Linked DNA regions of Homo sapiens: regions 1, 3 and 4 are each linked to region 2. A link is a contact called in ENCODE Hi-C or POLR2A ChIA-PET data. All regions are on one chromosome and are shown on one strand. Each heading gives the region's core, a stretch centred on a gene start or an enhancer-like site at or near the end of the contact. The rest is flanking DNA. Distances are from core to core; before and after follow the strand shown. Region 1 holds the start of THUMPD1 (THUMP domain 1 NAT10 acetyltransferase adaptor). Region 2 holds the start of PARN (poly(A)-specific ribonuclease). Region 3 holds the start of IQCK (IQ motif containing K). Region 4 holds the start of CARHSP1 (calcium regulated heat stable protein 1).

Region 1 (2,700 bases), core at 14-2,513, 6.1 Mb before region 2:
TGTAGTCCCAGCTACTCGGGAGGGAGGCAGGAGAATGGGGTGAACCTGGGAGGCGGAGCTTGCAGTGAGCCCAGATCGCACCACTGCACTCCAGCCTGGGCGACAGAGCGAGACTCCATCTCAAAAAAAAAAAAAAAAAATAGACAAACATACAATACCTTTGGGGGTAAACAACCTTTATCCCACGTAAATGGCAATGCAGATATAATAAGCAAATGATATAGTAAGCAAATTGCAATGGGAAGGGGAGAAGGGAAAAAAAAAAAATATATATATATATATATATATTTACACGCACCAGACTATGTTGGATTCATCACCAGACCGGGAAGCAACAGCCTGGGCTCCAGAGTCAGCCACTTGTCCGTGCACAGAGGAGGAGGGGTCTCAAGAAGCTTCCGTGTGGCCTGGGACCCTGGCTCATTTTTTTTTTTTTTTTGAGACAGAGCCTCGCTTTGTTGCCAGGCTGGAGTGCAATGGCACGATCTCGGCTTACTGCAACCGCCGCTTCCCGAGTTCGAGTGATTCCCCTGCCTCAGCCTCCCGAGTAGTTGGGACTACAGGTGCGCGCCACCACGCCTGGCTAATTTTTTGCATTTTAGTAGAGATGTTGGTCAGGATGGTCTCCATCTCCTGACCTCGTGATCTGCCTGCCTTGGCCTCCCAAAGTGCTGGGATTACAGGCGTGAGCCACCGTGCCCGGCCGACCCTGGCTCTTTTTGTAATGCGTTGATTGGCATGAGGCCCAGTCACGAGGGCCCTTCTCGACTGGGCTCAAGGAACACATAAAGGTCAACTTGTTTCTGTGATTGTCTGTTTTTCAATAACTCAAGTACAGGTACAGAGTTATCTGTAACAGTGCTGGATGAATGAATGCCTCAAGGGGCTCATGCAACCTGTTACGGGACTTGACCATTGTGTCCACGTTCAATTGAGTTCAAATTTAATATTTAACTTTTCCTCCACAGTAGCTGGCAGAATTATAGGGAAGGCTGGAGGAACAGGTACCAAGGTTGGGTGGAAGAAGCTATATGGCTGGAGCCAGCTTCAAGGGCTTGAGGAGCCACCGACACCACTTCCAGAATGGCTGCTATGCTGCCTCTACTGGATTCAGGTTGCAGTCGGGAGGCGGGGCAGGAGGCGGGGCTTGGGCGGGTATCACTCCACCCCTTTCACGATTGCAGACCGGCCTTAGGACCTGGCGCAGCACGGAATGAGGCTTCGAGGCCGGCTAGGGGAGGCCGTCGCTCATATCCGACGTCACCAGTTCGCGCCGGCGATAGACGAGGACGCCAACAGCAGCGGAGAAACGTTTCTCTTTCCTCTCAGTTTGCGCACACCATGGCGGCCCCTGCCCAGCAGACTACTCAGCCTGGCGGCGGGAAGCGCAAAGGCAAGGCTCAGTATGTGCTGGCCAAGCGCGCTCGGCGCTGCGACGCTGGCGGGCCCCGTCAGCTAGAGCCCGGGCTACAGGGCATCCTCATCACCTGCAATATGAACGAGCGCAAGTGCGTGGAGGAGGCCTACAGCCTCCTCAACGAATACGGCGACGACATGTATGGGCCAGAAAAGGTACCGGTCCCGGGGTGGGCGGGCGGGCCGGCTGCCAGGCCTTGCGGGAGGAGGGAAGGGTGGAGGGATGGCTGCTGGTATGGGCATGCGCGCCTCGGGTCGTCGGCGTGACGGCTGTAGGGGCGTGGCCTCGCCGGCGTTTCCGTCCCTAGTCCTGAGACGCTCGCAGACTTCGGTGCTATCGGTTTTGTGCTTGAAGTGCTTGCACCTTTTCTTGCCATCAGTAACCACGGTAGCTCCCATTACTTTTATTTTTATTTTTGTGAGACAGGGTCTCGCTCTGTTGCCGAGGCTGGAGTGCAGTGGCGTGATGATAGCTCAGGGAAGCCTCGACTTCTCCTGTCTCAGCCTCCAGAGTAGCTGGGACTATGAGTGCGCGCCACCACTCTCGGCTAAGTTTTGTAAATTGTAGATAAGGGGTCTCACTGTTTGGCCCAGGGTAGTCCTAAACCCTACACTCAAGCGATCCTCCCGTCTCTGCCTCTCAAGGTGCTGAGATTACAGGCGCGAGCCACTGAGCCCGGCCTACCTCCCACTTAAGGATTGCTCATTGAGGGCCAGGCGGTGTGCTGAAGCTCTTTCAGAAACACATTTTTCATGACAGCCTCGTGAAGTTGGAGTAATAATGTGTTTACCTGAAGCAATAATATTTCTGAAATAATAGGTTTACTACTAATGCTAGTTACTGCACTTAAAATACATTTTAGAACGTAAAAACTTTTACCAATATCACCTAAAGTCTTAGTGTTTGGAAATCATATTACTGGCTTAGAATCTGGACCAATACACACACGCACACTGAGGGATTAAATGAAGAAGGGTAATACAGAGGGAATTTAAATTCACGGCTCATCCTCTACTAGCTTGGGGACTCGGACATGGGCACATTATTTGATGCTGCTGAGCTAGATAAAAAAGAGAATACTTTAAGACTGGCTAGTGAGTTGCTTATGTACATAAAATACATACTGGTATGTAATAAAGTTTCTGTAAATGTATACAATTATTATTGTGCCTGACTGGCAATTTCGTTGGGCACTAGGGGGCAGAGAGCTGGGCAACAAGCACATATCCTGTCTACTCCTGTACTTTAAGCAAATTCTTTTTTTGGAAGCGGTCTTGCTCTGT
Region 2 (2,700 bases), core at 22-2,521:
CCTCCCAAAGTGCCAGGATCACAGGCGTGAGCCATCGCATCCGGCACTAACCAACTTTTCATAGTTGGCTTTTGTGAAAGACCAACCTGAATGTATTCATTCAACCCATGCTTATTGAGTGTCTACTACGTGTCAGCCCAGTGCTAGGCATTGGAGAACAGCAACCCCAAACCAACATACAATTCCATTAGGGCCGGGCCTCATATGTTGCACTCGACATAGTATTCCCAGAGGCTAATGCAGTAGCTAAGGGTCTCAGCTTTGCTTTCCGTGATCACCTAAGTAACAACCCCTATTATTCTTTTAATTTAATTTAATTTTTTTTTTGAAAACAAGTCTCGTTCTGTCACCCAGGCTGGAGTGCAGTGGCGTGATCTCGGTTCACAGCAACCTCCGCCTCCCAGGTTCAAGAGATTCTCCTGCCTCAGCTTCCCGAATAGCTGGGATTACAGGCGCGCACCACTGCACCCGGCTAATTTTTTGTATTTTTAATAGAGACAGGGTTTCACCATGTTGGCCAGGCTGCTCTTGAACTTCTGACCTCAGGTAATCCGCCCGCTTCTGCCTCCCAAATCGCTAGGATTACAGGCATGAGTCACCAAGCCCAGCCAATTTTTATATTTTTAGTAGAGACAGGGTTTCACTATGTTGGCCAGGCTGGTCTCGAACTCCTGATCTCGTGATCCGCCCGCCTCGGCCTTCCAAAGTGCTGGGATTACAGGCATAAGCCACCGGGTCCGGCCTAATTTTATTTTTTTAAGAGACAGGTCTCACTATGCTGTCCAGGCTGGTCTCGAACTCTTCAGTTCAACGGATCCTCCCGCCTCGGGTTCCCAAAGTGTTAGGCTTACAGGCGTGAGCCACCGCACCCGGATCCCATTATTCTCTATTACATCGCCCCGCTCTTTTTCTTAATAGCGATTTTCATGTGTTACCAAATGGCAAGTTTCACTCCTGCCTGAATTTCCCCTTACCCCAAGTTTAAGCTACAATGGGGCAGGGAGCACGTCTTCCTGTTCATCACTGTATCTCCACCCCTGTAAGAGTGGCTAGCATATCACAGAAACCCAGTCAGTATTTCCTGGTCGACTGGATGTCGAGACATGCACATTTTTTCTACTGAAGTGAAAGCCCGCACAAATTAGGCCACGCCTTGGGGACTTCGATAGCCACGCCCCTCCCCTGTCCCTATAAGGAGGGAAAGGAGCCCAGCCTTGGCCCCGCCCCCGCCGCCGCGCAGGCGCTGACGCAAGCGCAGCAGGCGCGCGCTGTTTCCGGAAGTCGCGGCCGGCGTCACCGCTGCGGCTGCCTCAGCTACTGCCGCAGTCGCCGCGGAATTCGGCGAGTAGAACCGCTGAGGCGGGCGCGGGCCCGGGTGGGGCCAAGGTTCCGGCCACTCTGCAGAATGGAGATAATCAGGAGCAGTGCGTGTCCGCCGTACACCTCCCCGCCTCCCCACACCCGGCTGCCCCTGGCCTGCTAGGCCGAGACCATGGCCGGCGTGTTTGGCTGGGCCTGGGGCTGAGGCAGCCCCTCAGGGCTTTTCCCTCCTTAAGCCGGTGCGCCTCTTGGGGTCTTTTCCGGCTGCGGACCGTGCACCCTAGGAGCCTTGTACTTACTCCTCCAACCCCGGCACCATCCGGGGCCTTGTCCTTCTCCGGGCCGGGCACCCCCCGGGGCTTGTCCCCCCTGACCCATGCACCCCTCGAGGACTTGATTCCCCTCGCCCCGGTGCACACCTCCGGGACTTTTCCCCTTCCGGCTCTCAGCCTCGGGAGCTCCTCGGCCCTCCTTCCCTCTCCCCTTAGCAGGAATTCAGGCCACTGGTTCTGAGCCTCTTTTCGGTTTCTCCGCAGATTTTAAGAGTAATCTTCACAAAGTGTACCAGGCCATAGAGGAGGCCGACTTCTTCGCCATCGATGGGGAGTTTTCAGGTATCCCTCCCTTGCAAGCTCAGGCTAGCACTTTGCAGTGCATAGCCAAGGCTCCTTCAATCCCCCAGCCCCCAACTTCTTATGCTTGGTGGTGGCCTCTTGCTGTTAGTAGCCTTGGGCGGGTTTCACAGGTCTCAGTGTTACCCTTTAAACGTTTCAAAAGCACGAAAGAAATGAAGATACGCCGTAGGTTTGTGATTGGACTCAGGATCTCAGATAGAGATGATGGTTTTGATGCTGCTTAAAACAGTGCGGCGTGTACATTGCAGAGAGCTTGAGGATTAGGGTCAGACTGTTTTTTTTCTTGATTGTAAAATAGGTATAACATGAAATTTGCCATTTTAAGTGGCTTTACAGTTAAGTGGCATTAAGTACATTCACATTGCTGTGCAAACATCACCATCCATCTCTAGGACTTCTTCATCTTCACAGTCTGAAACTCTTTACACATTAAACTCCCCATTTCTCCTTTCGCCCAGCCTTTAGCAACCGCCATTTGTCTCTGAATTTGACTGCCCTTAACATCTCATATAAGTGGAATCTTACAATATTTGCCCTTTTGTGACCGGCTAGGGTCAGGTTTTTGCAGATAAATGAGATATTTCTTTATGCATTAGTGGACGTGTTCATTGCCTGCCTCAACAGGTGTGTATACAGGAAATACTTCACTGACACTTAAAGTTGCAAATTTTTTTTCCCCTTTTTTAGGGGGAGCAAAGACTAGTTTTTAAATTGCTGATGTCAATATGAACGGTTCACTCCCTTT
Region 3 (2,749 bases), core at 173-2,672, 5.1 Mb before region 2:
AAAAAAAAAAAAAAAAAAAAAATTTGAGTCCAACAAGAAATTCAGTTACTCAATTGCACTAATCACATTTCAAATGCTAACTAACCACACTTTTTTTTTTTTGGGGATGGAGTCTCGCTCTGTCACCCAGGCTGGAGTGCAGTGGCGCAAACTCGGCTCACTGCAACGCCACCTCCCTGGTTCAAGCAATTCCCTTTCCTCAGCCTCCCAAGTAGCTGAGATTATAGGCGCACACCACCACGCCCAGATAATTTTTTTTTTGTATTTTCAGTAGAGACGGGGTTTCACCGCGCTGTTTCAGGCAGCTTAGGTAGTGATGGTGGCCACACGAATGAAAAATCTGAGTCCTTGACCTTGAGGAGCTTATGGTCTAGTGGAGGAAAAAGAAAACATCCCACCCAACATTATTCATTAAGAACTAGCGCTTACGTAGCTCCTTCTGTAAATCGAGCAGTTTGTGTTTTTTTTTCCCCAATAATCCTTTTGCCCTCCTAAAATCAGGCAGTTTGCTAAGCACTTTTTGTGACTATCTGGTTCCATCTTCTTAACACCATCGAAATAGGTGCCATTATTATGCCCACTTTGCAGACAGGGTCATAAGTTAAATAATTTGCCCAACCTAAGTAACAAATACTGAGTAGAGCCACAAAGGAAGATGTGCTCAACTCCGCCTGGGGAGGTTAAGGAAGGTTTGAAGCAAGAAGGGACTAAAACCCGTTTGTCCACACCATGGTTACTGAACGTGTGGGCCACCGACTACCTACGTTAGGATTACCTGGGGTGCTCTTTTAAAAAGTGCAGATTCCCTGCATCCCAATTTGAAGCTCTGTGGGCGGGGCCTGGGAACCTCCGTTTATAACAAGATCCCCACCCCGGCCCCCGCCCCAGCAATTCCTTTCGGTTCACTAACCGAGGTTTAAGAACCAATGGTCCACACCGCATGGTTCTCTTTATTCAGCTTTCCCTCGCCGTTCCCTTGCCTTTAACCTCACTACGGATCGCGATTGGAGTCCGCGCTGCGTAACCTCGGGCCAGCCTCTCCGAGCCTCAGTTTCCCCATGCGTAAAATGCGGAGCCCGGGCCCGCGGAGCCGCTGCCCGGCGGCCCCGCCCGTCAGCCGACAGGCGCACAGTGGGCGCTCCCCAAACGCGGCCCCCGTCCGGCCGCCCGGGTCCCGCCCCTCTCGGCCAGCCCAGGTTTCCTACCCTTGCAGATCTGCTCCCACAGATTCTTGCTTGACGGCTCGGTGACCTGCCACGACGAGACAGGCAGCTCGCGGGACGCGAGAGACACGGTGGGCACCGGCGTCCGGGTGAACGACGAGTCTGTAGAGCAGCTGGGCTTGAGGCGCACTATGTGGCTGGGGATTTGCCGCGGTGCCGCCATGGCCGCGGTTTCCACGGTAACCGCGTTCGCCGGAAGGCCGCGACCCGGAAGAAGCCGGAACCCGAGAGGGTGGGCCGGCGACTCGAAGTGGACTTCCGGGTCACGGCGGAGCTGGCTCTCACGTGGAGGCGGGGAAATTTCGCCCACCGGTGAGTGCCAGGGCGCGTTGCAGGCGGGCCGGCGCGGGGTGTGGAGATTGCACCAGAGGAAGTGCGCGGCGGGGAAGATGGGGAAATGCGGTCCACCCACATCCCTGAATCCGACCCCTCCAGTCGGTGTGCGCCCGCTCCGGCCTGAGGCCGCCGCCTCCAGAAAGTTTTCCCGCCTCAGAGCCGGCCCTGGGACCCCACGTAATCCCTCCCAGTCTGTTGATGCGGAGGCTTGGGCCCATGGGAGCCTTGGAGGTACGGATCTTACTTCCTGGCTCCCGCGCGTCCTGCTGGTGATCCTGCCGGGGGAGTGGGGTGTTGCTGCACAGGCTTTGGAGTCCTGTGGGCGGAATTCCAGTCTCCGTTTTCCACTTGCTGGCTTTGGAACCTAGGGCAAGTGAATTATTGTAGTCTCTGGAGCTTGCGAGGTCGGGTATTCACAAAGATCTTCACAAGGCTGTCCCTGGAATTTAAAAGCGGTTTTGGAGAAAGCGTTTGCGTTTGCAGGAGATGCACTGTAACGTTCTTTTCCTTTCTCCTTGAAAGAGTGAATGCATTTGGTCGCAGGGCTAAAGAGGAGGATGCTATACTTTTCTAAATGGCAAGAGATGGGGAGAGAAGGGGATTAAGAGTTGACCCGCAACCTCCCGGTGGATTCTTTGTTCTTACCAGATCTCTTGGCCACTCCCCTATTCTGAAGTCGTCTTGGCTCTCTTGACTGCTCCCCTATTCTGAAGTCGTCTTGGCTCTCTTGACTGCTCCCCTATTCTGAAGTCGTCTTGGCTCTCCTGACTACACTATTTCAAGGTTTGCACCTTCTTCTTTGCAAGCTCCTTTATCTCTGCCCACTTATTTAAATGCCAATACAATAGTCCCCCTCCCCCATTATCCGCGGGCAGTACGTTCCTAAACCCCCAGTGGATGCCTGAAACCACAGACAGTACCGAACCCTAAATATAACTGTTTTTTCTTGTGTATACTATCTATGAGAAAGTTTATAAATTAGGCACAGTAGGGCCGGGCGTGGTGGCTCATGCCTGTAATCCCAGCACTTTGGGAGGATGAGGCGGGCGGATCACCTGAGGCCAGTAGTTGGAGACCAGCCTGGCCAACATAGTAAAACCCCGTCCCTACTAAAAATACAAAAATTAGCCGGGCGTGGTGGTATGTGCCTGTAATCCCGGCTACTCGGGAGGCTGAGGCGTGAAAATTGC
Region 4 (2,717 bases), core at 112-2,611, 5.8 Mb after region 2:
CCGGCCTATTTATTTATTTTTAACTTTTTTTCCCCCCCGAGACGGAGACTCGCTGTCGCCCAGGCTGGAGTGCAGTGGCATGATCCTGGCTCACTGCAACCTCCACCTCCCGGGTTCAAGTGATTCTCCTGCCTCAGTCTCCCAAGTAACTGGGATTACAGGCACCCGCCACCAAGCCCGGCAAATTTTTGTATTTTTCATAGACACGGGGTTTCGCCATGTTGGCCAGGCTGGTCTCCAACTCCTGAGCTCAAGTGATCCTCCTGCCTCGGCCTCCCAAAGAGCTGGAATTACAGGCGTGAGCCACCGCACCCGGCCTCAAGTAAATTTTTGTGTGGACAAACATTTTTATTTCTCTTGGGCGCGCAGACACCTAGGAGTGGAGTTGATGGGTTTTATGGAGACTCCAGGGCTCGTGGTTTGAGGAACCGCCGGGCTTTTTCCACAGCAGCTGCGCGGTTGTTCCCACCAGCCGTCTAGGACGGTTCCTTGCCTGGCTTGGACTAGTTGGTTTCGCTGCTGGGCCTTTTCCCCAGTGGCCCCAATAGGGGCTGCAGAGTGAGGCAGGCACAGTCCTCACCGCCGCCTCCGGGGGCCCTGTTGTCCCGGGCGAGCTCCGGGGACCTCTCTCCTTCCCCGCGCCCCTCAAATACCAAGCTGACCCTGGTCCCGGGATCTAGGCTCGCCTTCAGGGGCTGCTCTCGACTGGCCGTGCCCATGGGCTGGTCGCCTCTCTGTGCCTCAGTTTCCTCTCCTGCAAAACAGAGGTAACATTTTTTACCTCCAAAAACAGAGGACTCAAGGAAGGCTAGAAATGAAACAAGAGAAGAGAACAAAATCAAAATCCCCAACGAGAAAACAAAACCCTGTTTTTCTGGTGTGTGTGTGCGTGTGTATTTTTTCTTTCCCTTTTCCTCCTTTCTGTTTTTTGCTTGTTTTCTTCCGTCTCTCTTTTCATTCCTTTATTTCCTTTCTGCTAAAAGTGACACCCTCCGGGATTATACAGATTTTAGAGCCAAAGGCAGGTGGGAGCCGCACCTGGCGCGCGTGGCGAGGGGAAGGAACTGCACGGGCGCAGGGACACAGTTCCCCCACTTTGCAGGGGCGTTTTCTGCTGGTGGGTGCAGCCCAGCTCCGCCCCGCCCCGCCCCGCCCCGGCCCCTACGTCCCGCGCTCTGCGTTCCGCTCTCCCGCCAGTCTAAGGCGCGGACACAAAGGTCCTGTCCGGGCCACTCCCGCCCCGCCCGCCCCCACCGTCCCGGGCTCCCTCCCGCAGCCCCATTGGCCGGGAGCTCCTGGGGGCGGGGATCGGCGCCCCACCCCCCCTCGGGCCACGCCCCCTCCCCAGCTCCGCGCTCTCAGTCGGAGCGAAGCGGCTGGCGGAGCAGAACGGATTGCAGGGTAGGGAGCTCTTCTCGGGGACCCCAGGATAGGCGCCCCTGGCCCGCGGCCCCGGGAGCCGCAGGGGTGGGGCCTCGGCCTCCTCTGCCTCCATCGTCCCCCATCCTGCAGGGTCTTCTAGCTCGGCAGAGGAGGGCTCCGGGCTGGGTTTCTCGGGGCCTGTTTGGGGAACGCGGGTTGCTCCTCCCCAGGGGAAGGGGTGGGTGTGGCAACAGCGGCAAGGATTCTAGGCGGACGTCGGGTAGTACTTCCCGCCTGGCCACCTGTTCTCTGCGTGCAGGGGAAGCTCTTCCCGCCCTCCCCGCTGCTTTTGCCTTTGGGCGGGAGCCCTGGACGGGGGACTCGCCGGGCGGTGGGGCGAGGCGCGGGGGGCGTCGCACGCGGGAAGCAGAGCCACCCCCCGCCGGGCCTGGCCGCGCCAGCTGTGGCTCGAGGTTGGGACGGCGGCCAGGCCCGGCGGGGGAGGTGGGGAGCCGTCCTGGCGCCGCGCGATTAGCCGCATCTGGGGGAGGAGGAGCCGCCGGGCGCGCTGGGCCCGGGTGTTTGCGCCCGGATGGGGGTGGGGGTGCCTTAGGCGCTGGAGAAAAACTTCACCCGCGCCCACAGGCCCCCTTTCCGCAGGCTGCGCTGGCGGTTCAGGTTTGCAGGCCGGAAGTGAAATGTTCTTTTTTGATTTTTAAAAAGGAAGCCTCCGGCCCTATGGTTTTCTGGGGTTGGAGTGGATGTGTGTGCTGGGGGAGGCGGAGACGTCCCGCTCCAGGCAGGGCCTTGGGTCTTAATAGGTGGGGAAATCTCTGCCAAATAGGAGGCCTCTCGGAGCCTCAGTTTCCCCATCTGCAGACTGGGCTCTGACTTCTTCTGGCATGAGAGGGTGTGTGAGAGTAAAAGGAGGCAGCTAGCCCCGTGCCGGGAGACACGTAAGCTACTGTTTTTTAACTTGCTGTTTTGATATTTCTCAGTCTCTCTGTGCCCAGTCTTGCTTGCCCCTGTCATTTGCTGCCACTCTGAAGCCAGAGGGAACTTAGAAAAACAATCCGCTTAGATCTACCCCACGCTGAAAATCGTCCACCGAAGTCCCATTGTCGTCTAAGTCCCCAACTTCTCAGCAGGGCTTCCTGTTATCTTCCGCCACTACCTTCTCCAGCCTCTCTCTGCCTCTGTTCTCCCTCCCTTCGGGCCTTTGGCCCTCCTCTGGGCTCGGGGTCCTCCTTGGAGACCCCACCGCCCTCTGCACTCCCTGGGTGGCCTCGGTGATGACCGTGAGTTCTCGATGCTGGTCCCTTCAGGGCAAGAAAGAGGCGCAGAGCCCGGCTGGG

What was found. Hi-C counts contacts between places; a loop is a spot of excess contacts on that map. ChIA-PET counts read pairs that join two places held with the same protein, here RNA polymerase II (POLR2A). Pooled maps may share reads with other maps.
Region 1: a map of CD8-positive, alpha-beta T cell shows a loop between it and region 2 (7-fold over the local background). The contact joins the promoter of THUMPD1 here to the promoter of PARN in region 2. A Hi-C loop is called at or near these places in 2 of 168 maps with a recorded cell type or tissue (CD8-positive, alpha-beta T cell and naive thymus-derived CD4-positive, alpha-beta T cell) and 5 of 50 pooled maps.
Region 3: a map of gastrocnemius medialis shows a loop between it and region 2 (20-fold over the local background). The contact joins the promoter of IQCK here to the promoter of PARN in region 2. A Hi-C loop is called at or near these places in 1 of 168 maps with a recorded cell type or tissue (gastrocnemius medialis) and 8 of 50 pooled maps. POLR2A ChIA-PET finds 5 or more read pairs at or near these places in 1 of 52 experiments (activated CD4-positive, alpha-beta T cell).
Region 4: a pooled map shows a loop between it and region 2 (20-fold over the local background). The contact joins the promoter of CARHSP1 here to the promoter of PARN in region 2. A Hi-C loop is called at or near these places in 9 of 50 pooled maps. POLR2A ChIA-PET finds 5 or more read pairs at or near these places in 2 of 52 experiments (AG04450 and Caco-2).

Annotation. Positions count from the first base shown.
Region 1 is chr16:20,740,381-20,743,080 of GRCh38, reverse strand. It overlaps THUMPD1 (THUMP domain 1 NAT10 acetyltransferase adaptor), which reads left to right and starts at 1,263. Exons shown (of 4, transcript NM_017736.5): 1 at 1,263-1,572. The coding sequence starts at 1,342. It also overlaps a transcript of ACSM3 not described here. RefSeq lists enhancers at 1,188-1,457, 1,468-1,517, 1,818-1,957, 1,988-2,077.
Region 2 is chr16:14,628,831-14,631,530 of GRCh38, reverse strand. It overlaps PARN (poly(A)-specific ribonuclease), which reads left to right and starts at 1,271. Exons shown (of 24, transcript NM_002582.4): 1 at 1,271-1,424; 2 at 1,857-1,934. The coding sequence starts at 1,406. RefSeq lists enhancers at 735-1,257, 1,258-1,779, 1,780-2,303.
Region 3 is chr16:19,716,944-19,719,692 of GRCh38, reverse strand. IQCK (IQ motif containing K) reads right to left here and starts at 1,422. Exons shown (of 9, transcript NM_153208.3): 1 at 1,206-1,422. The coding sequence starts at 1,386. It overlaps KNOP1 (lysine rich nucleolar protein 1), which reads left to right and starts at 1,466. Exons shown (of 5, transcript NM_001012991.3): 1 at 1,466-1,535. RefSeq lists an enhancer at 1,213-1,542.
Region 4 is chr16:8,867,650-8,870,366 of GRCh38, reverse strand. CARHSP1 (calcium regulated heat stable protein 1) reads left to right here and starts at 1,361. Exons shown (of 4, transcript NM_014316.4): 1 at 1,361-1,401. CARHSP1-DT (CARHSP1 divergent transcript) reads right to left here and starts at 1,086. Exons shown (of 2, transcript NR_186721.1): 1 at 1,039-1,086; 2 at 328-754. RefSeq lists a silencer at 1,039-1,998 and an enhancer at 2,139-2,198.